Linked DNA regions of Homo sapiens: region 1 is linked to region 2. Evidence: chromatin contacts called from ENCODE Hi-C or POLR2A ChIA-PET data. All regions are on one chromosome and are shown on one strand. The core of a region is the stretch at or near the end of the contact, and the rest is flanking DNA. Distances in the headings are between cores, read along the strand shown. Region 1 overlaps SRCIN1 (SRC kinase signaling inhibitor 1). Region 2 overlaps ARHGAP23 (Rho GTPase activating protein 23).

Region 1 (5,615 bases), core at 1,817-4,316, 72 kb after region 2:
GAGCCTAGACTACACATCCCAGCCTCCCTTGCAATGATAAGTGGCCATTTAACTGAAGTCTACCCAATGGAAGATGAGTGGAAGGGATACATGCTGCTTCCAGACCTGGCTCACAAAAACCTCCCATGTAAGGTCCTCCATGCTCCTTTCTCCTTTTCCATTGGTTGGAAACTCTCTGGGTGATCTTGGAAAACACATGTTGAAGACGGCAGAACCTCCATCAGCCTGGGTCCCTGAATGACTGCATGGAGAAGAGCCACCCGCCTAACCCACCCAATACTGTTCCATGAGAAAGATATGTTTATTACTTTTGAATTATTAAACAATTTGGGAGCTTATTTGTTATAGGAAGCTACCCTAATTAATTAGCTATCCTAAGACTCTGGCATTTTAAAAAAAGGAAAAAAAGATATTCAGATATTCAAAGAGATTAACTAGTTAGTTCAAGGTCATACAGCTATTTTGCAGCAAAGCGGGATCTACTCACATCTGACATCAGCCATTGGTTCTGCTGCATCTCATTTTCACACTAGACCAACATCAGCCACGCTGCCCCCAATCCATACACTGTCCTAGCCCAGCCCTCGCTCTACCACATGGGAAAGAACAATTCCCCTGCTCATATGTGTAACACCTGACTGGTCCAGGCTGTGCCAGTTTTATAAAATGGTCACTCCCAAACATCACTCAGAGGGGGAAGAGACTCTCATGTAAAGGACTCAAATAAGCTTCCAGGAGATGACAACACTGCAATTCTTAGGCAGGAGAGACTAGGCCTCCCTAAGCTCAATCGGCAACTTGATGTTCTGATCACCCAATCTGCCAAAGTTGGGGGGCCTCTAACCTGGGCAAGCTCTGCAAATGAGTCCCAGGCCAGCTAGTCTAGACACTGGATTAAAATGTGGCTAGGCTTTCCAAGCCCAGGTTTAGTCCTGGAGGGGTCAAGAGGGGAGAGTCAAAATGGAACCAGCTAAATAATTTATGGGGCCCAATGCAAAATGAAAATGTTACCTCTAGTTTAAAAATTATTAAGAATTTCAAGATGGCAACAGCAGAGCATTACACCAAGCATGGGGCCCTTCCAAGCATGGGGCTCCGCGTGACCGCACACGTGGCATACCTACAAAGCTGGACCTGGGTTAGGCAAAGGTAGATTCCAGGACCTAAAAGGTCTCAGTCAGCAGAGGCTGCACCTAAAGGCAGTGCCCAGACAGACCTTAAGTGCTGGGCTAGATGGGCAGGTGAGTGAGTCAAGTTGAATGAAACAGAACCAGTTTTAACTTCCAGCAAGTTGCCAGGAAAGAGGAAGTGGTATAGCAAATTGGAGCAAGAGTAAGCGTAAGCTCCTGGAGTAACCACGAGCTACAGCCAGAGTGTGGGGCAGGGGGGCTGCAGGGTTAAAGCCTGGGAAGGCTATGGGAGCTGGGCAGGGAGGGCCTTCATGGCCAGGTTGGAGCCCAGTATCTGCCCAACCCAGAAGAAGCAGGAGTCCCCTTTCAGGAGGATGGAGAATCCTGCCAGAAACAGTAATGCAGGTCCCAAGCTCTCTGAGTAATGGGTTTGATAATGGGGCAGGGGTTGGGGAGTCTGTGTTCCTGGAGAACCAAGGCCTTCAGGGAGCCAAGGACCAAACACTTATAATGACGGTAGCATAAATCTCTCCTTTCGTATCTTCTGGCTCTGTGCTTTTAGATCTCCTTTAATTTTCCTTTAATGTCTCGGTAAAGTTGCTTTTGAAAATTCCAACCCCCCTCCTCTGGGCTGAATGAAAAGGGACAAGGAAAGGATAGAAAATCTGGAGAAATGGAATTCCCTGGGTGAGGAGAGATGACACCTGCCAGTCTGCTTGGAGATCTGGCTGGAGTCCTCACTAAGTTATCACACCTAGAGTGATGGGGTGGCCCCTTACCCTATTTCAGCCACATGGTGTCATGGGAATTGTTGCCTTGGGCCTTGCTAAAATGCACATGTACCACCAGGCTATGTGGGCCTCAGGCTGAGGAGCAGCAACCCATCTCAAGGAGCCCGTCGCAAGAGGCTCATTTATGACTTAGTGAGGAAGCTGGGCTCCAAGGAGCAGCCTCTCCTGGCTCCCGGAGTCACTGGCCAGTACAACTCAACCCCTTGTTGAAAAGAGAGGTGAAAAACTTAATGCTGGGTACAGATGAGGACACTGGGGCACAGAGAGGGGCAGGAACTGCCCTGATCACTCAGCCTCTCAGTGCTGGCACTGGACTCCAGGTCCCCTAGTGCCCTGTGTCACCAAGAGAGGGCCCAAAGGAAGGAGCAGGGCCTCTGTCTCAGATCCTTATCACTGGCGAGGGAAAGCAGGGTGGGTGCTCACTCCCTGAATGGACACTGAAAGGCAGCGTCTCCCTTCAAAGGTGCCAGACAATGGAATGGTTGGCCAGACAGCCATTTGCTAAATTTGGATCAGAAGACTGTCTTCTGTTAACCCCTCCATGCCTAAGCATGCGGAGGCACAGTGTTCGCGATTCCTCCTTCCTTCTGAAAACACTACAGCCCTGTTCCAGCTGCACTAGGAAGGAAGGTGGGTTTTCCTTGGCTATATCTGGACTCAGAGATCAGGGAATCGGATCTCCAATGATGGCTGGTCAGCGCCAGGCTGGAGCAGTGACGGCACCTGAACGCTGCACCTGAACTCACTACCCAAGGGTCACTTTGCACGGGTCACAGGCCAAAATGAAAGTAGGCAGAGGGCAGAGGGAAATCAGGCAGCTGGCCACATGACAGTGAAGCTGCAGGCCACAGGAAGCCTGAGTGTGGATCATTATGAAGCAAGACCATAGCAAAAGCAGGCATCAAGCCAGAAAAAAGAAATCAGGAATAATGCCAGCCGGTCAAAAGTTTGTGGGTCACAGTGAAATCAGGCCAGAGGAGAATGAAATCAGGCTTCAGAACAGACCAACGCCACCTGTGACTCAGAGGGAAGGGAGCTGCGCCTCCCAGGGAAACCAGGTTGCGGGTCACTCCAGCCGCACCCCCACCCCTCCCTCCGCCGCGGGCCCAGCCTCACTTGAGCTGCTGGGTAATAAGCTCCTCGTCGTTGAGATAGCGCAGCCGTTCCTCTTCCACCAGGGTGCGCTGCCGCTGCAGCGGGTCCTCCTGCCGCCGCGCCGCCTCCGACACGCGCATGCTCAGCTCTGCCTCCGTGCGCTTCAGCAGCGCGCGCACCGACTCCTGGTTCTGTAGCTGCGGGACGCACGGACGGATGGACCCGGGTGGGGGGAGCGGAGCCGCGAGGCAGGGGAAGGGCCGGGAGAAGGCGGGTAGAGGACTGCCCAATCCAGGGCGGGGCTCTGCAGAAGAAGCGGCTGCTTGGCTCCGCCTCAGGCAGCAGCGAAGGGGTGGGATGGCGAAGGGCAGGGGCGGGATGGCGAAGGGCAGGGGCAGAGGGCTAAGTTCTGGGGAAGAACAGAGGCAGGAGGAGAACGGATGGGGATCGTGGAGAGGGGAGCGTTAAAATGGGCCATGCAAAGGGGGAGCTGCATGGCTGTGGCCGCGAGCAGGGGTGGTATTGCAGGGGGAGGAGGGCAAGGTTAAGTTCTGGGGAATATGAGGCAGGAGAAGGGGTTGGGAATATTTGCGGGACAGGGTGTAGCCCTATGTAGGTCCCTGCCGACAGTGCGGCCGCATGGCTATGGCTTCCATCATCCCGGAATGGGGACGGGACTGGAATGAAGGACTCAAGCGCTGGCATTTGATAGAGCTTCTATGGCTGGGACAGGAAGACTAAGTTGATGATCGATCCAACCCTGTTCCAAGCCTGAATGGCGGGGGTGGGCAAGATCTTACCCGTTGCCCAGATGGCAATTCTCTGCCCCCTCCCCAGCCTGTCTCTGCTAATTATCCTCACCTGACGGCCCCTGGGCCTGCTTGAGGAGCGGACTCGGCGATGCCAAGCTCCTGACAGGTGGGACCATCTGCCAAGCAGGGCCGGGGAGACTGTTGGGGCTCAGGAGGGAGGAGCTGAGAGGACTTGGGGGAAGGGCTCTCGCTGACTCAGGGAAAGGGATGCAGGGCAGGAAGGAACTGGAACTGCCCCGAGGGATACTGACGACGGAGGGGCTCAGTGGGTGACTGGGGCTCCAGGAGGGCGATGGGGACTCAGGGAAGGAGAAGGAGGGCTCAATGAGGGGGTCACGGGCGAGGGATAAGGCCTTGGTGAGGAAGTGGAGGTTCAGCGAGGGAGCGGAAGCTCAAGAAAGGGGAAGGGGAGAAAGGGTTCGGAGAGAGGCCAGTGAGCGGCGAAGGACTCGGGCGTGGAAGCTCTGGGAAAAGGATGAGGTAGTAGGGGATGGGGCGGGACTTGCGGCAAGGGACTTCTACCAGTAGGTGGGCGTTGGTGGGGCGGGGCCCAGGACGGGGCGGTACCTGGAGCTTGCGCAACTGCTGGAGCTGGCCGCGCAAGTCACTGGCGCTGTTCTGCAGGCCTCGCAGGTGAAGCTGCATCTGCAGCCGGCTAACGGCGGTAGGCTGACCTGCGGGGGTGCTGCTGGCCGAGGGCGGGGGCGGGCCGGACACCGGGGTGGCCCCGCTGCTCCGGCCGCCTGACCCACAGGCTGCAGAGGACCACGAGGATGGGAGAAAGTGAACAAACTGTGAGCCTGGGAAGGACTGGGCTGGGACAAAGTCCTCCCTACTCTCCGACCCCACACAGTAGCCAGAGAAGCCCGTGGCTCTACCTGCCCCAAGTGGTCAGCCCTAACGGTGGGGACCAAAGTGCCAGGAAAAAGACCTCTTGGGCTAAGGCCAGTGATGTAGCTATTGCTTAATCCCCACTTTATAGATTAGAAAACAGGCTCGGAGAGAACAAGGATGGGGGAGGGGGAGGTTCACTCACGTGCTGAGGGGGTGGCTGCTCCATTGGAGCCTTCAATCTTCTCGCTGTGGCACAGGGAAAAAAGCCATCAGGGGGTCCAGGCCAGCCCCAGACCTTCAGAGCTGGGTGGAACCTTGGATGTCATCTCCTCCAGCTCTCCGATCTCAGGATGGAGTCCCAGAGAAGGGAAGGGATTCACCCAGGGTCACCCAGTGAGACACTGGCAGAGCCGATGCCCATTTCCCCTTCCTCCTGCTCCACCCCTAGGCCCTGGCAGTGGTGTTGGGAGAGGGGCCTCACCTGGGGGTCTCAGGCTCAGAGCCTCGCAGTAAGGCGCTCTGCACCAGGCCTGTGAGGCTGGCAATCTGCTTCTCCATGGCCTCCATGCGCTCCCTGGGGAGGAAGGGGGTCTGGGCAACCTCGCCTCTGAGCATAGGGTCTCTCCTGCCCAGCCCCCCATTCCTAAGATTGGTAACCAGAAGAAACACCGTCCCATCCCTGGCTGCCAAAACACAGACAACGCAAAGGGCCCCAATGCCTAAGGATCAAGCCCACAGCCTCCCATCTCACCTTTCATTCCCTCCCTAAAGGCTGCACGCTGATCTCTCCATGCCTGGCAATGCTTTCCCCTGCCTGCTCTGCCTTTCTCCTGACCCCTCCCCCAAACCATTCCACAGACCCCAGGGGCCCCGAGGAACGCCTCCTTCCATACCACCCAAGGGAAGTGGAGGTATGCTGAGTGTCTCCCCACTAGACCAGGACAGGAACTGGG
Region 2 (5,558 bases), core at 675-3,174:
GGAAGCCTTTCGGGGTGTGAGACGATGGCATTTTCCAAAACCCCAGCAAGGGCCGGGGAGGGCTTGAGGGTTAGGACAGAGAGTGGATCTACCTCCTGGGCTTGGAGGTGGGGAGGGTGAGGCCCCAGGGGGACAGAGAAGGCATTTGATGGCTTCACTGAAGACTTCGACCTTGATCTGATGGACAGTAGGGAGCTTCTGATGGTTCTTAAGCTGGGGAGGCATCGTGAGAACAAAGTTCAAGAAACAGTAATGCTCCTGCTCATGTCCATTGGATACGAATGCGGAGGGCAGGGGTCTGGGGAGAAGTCACTGATCTATGGAAGCGCTAAGTGTCGGGAGGACTTGGTGGTCTCAGGGGAAGGGGGAGGATGGGAGCAACCCTAAGAGTTGTCTGCATGAGAGGGAGGAAGGAGGGGCGAGGAAGAGCCGCATGTTTGAGCTGGGGCTGGTGGTATCTTCCCTTGGCAGAAACCAGGGAGTGGGGCAGCGTGAGGAGAGGCGGAAGGGAGGGGCCGTCTCAGGGAGTGGCTCCATTGGATTTGGGGTGTGGAAAGTCCCTTGCATGGGGTGAGGGCATAAACAGGCGCTATATTGAGCCTGGACTAGAGAGTGGCATGGGTCCTGCTGCAGCTGAGGCATGGGATGACCAAGGGTGGGCCGCAGAACAGCAGGGGCCACGCTCTGAGTGGGACAGAAGGAGAGGGCCGCCAGTGAGGCTGGGGTGAGGGCAGACACTTCACTCTGGAGGAACCAGGAAGCACTGGCCAGGGCATTGGGTTTGGCAGCTGGGAGATGAGAGGAGCTCACACCTGAGGGCCAGGAGGTAACGGAGTCGGGTGGGCAGGAGCCGCACTGGGTGTGTGTGAGATGAGGGGGCCATGCTGGCAGGCAGCTGGTCCAAGCCAGGGCCAGCTGGGGGCATACGAGGTATATTGGGTGTGTTGTTTTGTCTTGGATATCATTGTGTCATTTGTTGTGGGTCGTGCTGGGAGTAAGTGTAGTGGGGGATGAATCTAACCCCTGGTGAGCCTGTGGGGAGTGTATTGTTTATGGGATTGTCTGGCATTAAGCTGTGGATCCATTGTAATGAGTGTGTGTACTGCTGTACTGTGTCTCTTTGTTGGGGGTATTAGGTCGCTTTCTGGGCCTGAGTTATTCTGAGCCATTCCCAGCGAGGCGGCTGTGCCCAACTTGGTTGCAATGTGGGGTGATGGTGCCCCCTGGAGGACAGAAGGGACAACGACCCGGCCGTTAGTTCTTGTACTCGACAACCATTTATTTTAGAGTAGGGTTTCTCAATCTCAGTGGACATTTTGGGAAGAACAATTATTTGTTGTGTGGGGTTGTCCTGTGCACTGGAGGGAATTTGACATCATCCCTGGCCTCGATCCACTAGATGCAAGTGGCACCTCCCAGTTGGGAAAATCAAAATGGCTCCAGACATTGTCAAATGTCCTCTGTGGGTGGAGTGGGAGTTTGGGGGACAAAATTGCCTCCTTCTGTTAGAACTACTGATTTAGGGCCATGTAAGTACCAGGTTAACTGTCCTTGCTAGGTGATAGGAGCACAGTGGGAAATGAGACAGACGGGATCCTGTCTCCTCCTGGAGCTTACAGTCCTGCAGGGAGACAGGCATGAACACGGAAACAAAAGCAGAAAATAATGACAAATTGGGTTAAGCGCCAGGAAGGAAACAAAGTCAGGGCTGGGGTGCAGGTGACAGGGCAGTGGTGAAGGTGGCTGCTTTAGCTATGAGGGTCAGAGAAGGCCTCTTTGAAGAGCGACTTTTAGGCGGGGATGAGGAGCCAGTTGTGTGGAGGCGGGGAGGAAAGTTCTGGTTGAGGAAACCAGCACATGCAGAGGACCTGAGACAGGAAGGAGCCGGCACGAATGACTGCTGTGTCACGGATGCTTAAACTGTGCCCAGTGGAGGCAGCAGCTGCCACTCACTGTCTCCCCACAGTGCCTGGGACTTTCTGTGCATGGGGAGGTGTTGGAGCCCACGCACTGGCAGGAGCAGGGAGGGGCTGGGGCCAAGTGTGAGTGTGGGCACAGGACCTCTCTGGGGACTCAGTTCTGCTGCCACCATCCTGATGAGTAGAGAGCTTGGTCTAAGTAGGTCCCAGGGAGGGCCTGGTGGGCTTGATTGGGCTCTGGGGTGAATGATCGTGGAGGCATGGGCATCGGGCTGGGCCTGCCTGTGCCTGACATCTGACCCCTCCCCCAGCGCTGGCAAGACCTCAATGTGATCAGCAGCCTGCTCAAGTCCTTCTTCCGAAAGCTGCCCGAGCCTCTTTTCACTGATGGTGAGTAGGAGGTGGAAGTGGGGCGGGGAGGGGACACCAGTCCGTGCCTCACCCTGACCACTACTTTTGCATTTGGTTTGTTGGTTTTACTCTTTTTTTTTTTTTTTGAGACAGTCTTGCTCTGTTGCCCAGGCTGGAGTGCAGTGGCGCAATCACGGCTCATTGCAGCCTCAAGCTACTGGGCTCAAGCGATCCTCCCACCTCAGCCTCCTGAGTAGCTGAGACAGCAGGTGAACACCACCACACCCAGCTAATTTAAAAGTTTTTTTTCAGAGATGGGGGGAGTTTCTCACTATGTTGCTCAGACTGGTGTTGCACTCCTGGGCTCAATCAATCCTCCTGCCTGCCCCAGCCTCACAAAATGCTGGGATTACAGGCATGAGCCACCACGCTGGCTTTTTTTTTTTTTTTTTTTTAACACAAAAGCTTATTTAAAAAACATAGATTGTACAGATGTGAATGAAGAAAACAGCACAGGACCCTGTGAATGTCCTGCTCCCTTTCACGGGAGGTTGTGGCTAACACTTTCTGAGCATTAGAGTGTGCCAAGCACAACTCCCTACAGCAACTCCATGAGGAAGGTGCTATTGTCTTCCCTCTACAGATTAGGAAACCAAGGCTCAGAGAAGTTTAATGCCTTGCCCAAGGTCGCACAGGTTGTAAATGGCAGAGCCAGGATTCCACCCCAGGCGTCGGGCACCGACGGGCTTTGGCCGTTTGCTGAACTGCTTATTCACAATCTGTTGTGTTTCTCTCCTGGCCCTCTTATATGCATGGCAGAGATACACACGTGCCTGCGTGGGGTTTGGATTTGGGTGGGTTCAGGGGTGTGCTGGCAGATGTTTAACATCTGTCTCTGGGGGAAAAAAGCCCTAATGCCTAGCGTTTTCCAGCTTCCATGGCGTAAATACTCCTACCATGGTTTATTTCAAGCCACCAACATGATGTCACCAACATGGAATTGGGAAGAGAGGCACACAGTCGCTCTCAGGAGCTGGTGTGAGCGGGCTCCAGCACACCGCTGGTTGAGTTGTTTTTAACAAAAGCAGAGTTGTAATTCTGAGATTCATTCGTGTCAGTGCAGAGAGCTCTACCTCATTCTTCTTTTAAATCAGCCACATAGAATTTCATGGTTTGAATAGACTACAATTTCTTTAAGTACTCCTCTATTGATGGATATTTAGGTTGTCTTCAAATGTTTGCTATTACACAACCTGTTGCAATGGCTTTCCTTGAATAAGTCCTTGCACGCCTGGATCTGTGCTCTCTAAGGAGATTCTTAGATGTAGAATTGCTGGGTCAAAGTCCCGGTGAACCTTTCTGAGACCAGTGTCAATTGCACTCTGAGAAAGAGGCCCTGGTTTAGACTCCCACTAAAATGTAGGAGTCTGTCTCTCCACATCCCCAACAGCATTGGATATTATAACTATTATTGTTACTTGAAGGCCAGGCATGGTGGCTTATGCCTGTGATCCCAGCACTTTGGAAGGCTGAGGCGGGTGGATCACCTGAGGTCAGGAGTTCAAGACCAGCCTGACTGTGGTGAAACCCCGTCTCTACTAAAAATACAAAAATTAGCTGGATGTGGTGGCGGGTGCCTGTAGTCCCAGCTGCTAGGGAGGCCGAGACAGGAGAATTGCTTGATCCCAGGAGGCAGAGGTTGCAGTGAGCCAAGATCGCACCACTGCACTTCAGCCTGGGTGACAGAGCAAGACTCCATCTCAAAATAAATAAATAAATAAATAATACAATAAAATAAAAATAAAAATACTATTATTTGACACAGAATCTTGCTCTGTTGCCCAGACTGGAATGCAGTGGCGCAATCATGGCTCACTGCAGCCTCAACCTCCTGGGCTCAAGTGATCCTCCCATCTCAGCCTCCTGAGTAGTTGGGACTACAGGTTTGTGCCACCACACCCAGCTAATTAAAAAAAAATTTTTTTTGGTAGAGGCAGGGTCTCACTACATTGCTCAGACTGGTCTTCAACTCCTGGTCTAAAGTGATCATCGCGCCTCGGCCTTTCAAAGTGCTGGGATTTTAGGCTTGAGCCACCTCACCCAGACAGCATTAAATATTATTAACATTTTAAACTTTTGCTAATCAGATAAGGGAAATGGTATCTCATTATTGTTTTTATTTTCATTGCCCTCATTACTAGGGAGATTAAATCTTTTTTCATTAGCATATTGGCTGTTTCTATTTTCTCTGTAATTGCTCGATCAGACCATGTGCCCATTTTTCTGTTGCGTTGTTTATCTTTTTCTTATGTTGATTTGCGGGAGAAAAGCTCTTTGTGTTTTACAGCTATTAACCCTTTGTTAGTTTTTGCAAATATTTGCTTTGGCCTGCCATTTGCCTTTCACTTTGCAGTATAGAAACTGAAAACAAATTTTTTGTTGTTGTTGTTTTGTTTTGTTTTTTGAGACAGAGTTTCACTCTTGTCGCCCAAGCTGGAGTGCAATGGTGTGATCTTGGCTCACTGCAACCTCTGCCTCCTGGGTTCAAGCGATTCTCCTGCCTCAGTCTCCCGAACAGCTGGGATTACAGGTGCCCACCATCATGCCCAGCTAATTTTTGTATTTTTGGTAGAGACGGGGTTTCACCACGTTGGCCAGGCTGGTCTTGAACTCCTGACCTCAGGTGATTCACCCTCCTTGGCCTCCCAAAGTGCTGGGATTACAGGCGTGAGCCACCGCGCCCTGCCTAACAATTTTTAATTTTATTTTTATTTAATTTTATTTATTTTCTTGAGACTGAGTCTCACCCTGTCATCCAGGCTGGAGTGCAGTGTTACGATCTCGGCTCACTGCAACCTCCGCCTCCCGGGTTCAAGCCATTCTCCTGTCTCAGCCTCCCAAGTAGCTGGGATTACAGGCGCCTACCACCATGCCCAGTTAATTTTTATATTTTTAGTAAAGATGAGGTTTTGCCACATTGGCCAGGCTGGTCTTGAACTCCTGATCTCAAGTGATCAGCTGATGCGCCTCAGCCTTCCAAAGTGCTGGGATTACAGATGTGAGCCACTGTGCCTGGCCGAAAACAATTGTTTAAAATGTGACCAAAGCTGTTCATCTTTTCTTCATGGATTCTGCATCTCATGTTTAGGATGGCCTTAGGATTATAAAAATATTTTCTTACTTTTTCCCCAGTGCTTTTATAATTTTCACAGTTGGCTCTGCCGTGTGATTGCATTTGTGTATTGTGAGCTAGAAATGATCCCCCCGCCCCCGATGGTAGCCATTTGT

What was found. Hi-C counts contacts between places; a loop is a spot of excess contacts on that map. ChIA-PET counts read pairs that join two places held with the same protein, here RNA polymerase II (POLR2A). Pooled maps may share reads with other maps.
Region 1: a loop to region 2 is called in a pooled map, with 2.6 times the contacts of the local background. The contact joins two enhancer-like sites. A Hi-C loop is called at or near these places in 2 of 168 maps with a recorded cell type or tissue (CD8-positive, alpha-beta T cell and naive thymus-derived CD4-positive, alpha-beta T cell), 6 of 37 single-sample maps with no recorded cell type and 15 of 50 pooled maps. POLR2A ChIA-PET finds 5 or more read pairs at or near these places in 3 of 52 experiments (Caco-2, K562 and Panc1).

The regions. Positions count from the first base shown.
Region 1 is chr17:38,555,190-38,560,804 of GRCh38, forward strand. It overlaps SRCIN1 (SRC kinase signaling inhibitor 1), which reads right to left. Exons shown (of 19, transcript NM_025248.3): 8 at 5,144-5,236; 9 at 4,865-4,908; 10 at 4,396-4,583; 11 at 3,038-3,213. Among named protein-coding and RNA genes, the nearest start is that of SRCIN1, 48 kb to the right of the region's middle. Within about 2 kb of position 3,067, at least 19 of the 41 ENCODE cell types and tissues checked have a DNase peak (open chromatin) inside an H3K27ac peak, as active enhancers do.
Region 2 is chr17:38,483,832-38,489,389 of GRCh38, forward strand. ARHGAP23 (Rho GTPase activating protein 23) reads left to right here. Exons shown (of 24, transcript NM_001199417.2): 17 at 2,231-2,309. Among named protein-coding and RNA genes, the nearest start is that of ARHGAP23, 58 kb to the left of the region's middle. RefSeq lists an enhancer at 659-1,180. Within about 2 kb of position 1,925, at least 8 of the 41 ENCODE cell types and tissues checked have a DNase peak (open chromatin) inside an H3K27ac peak, as active enhancers do.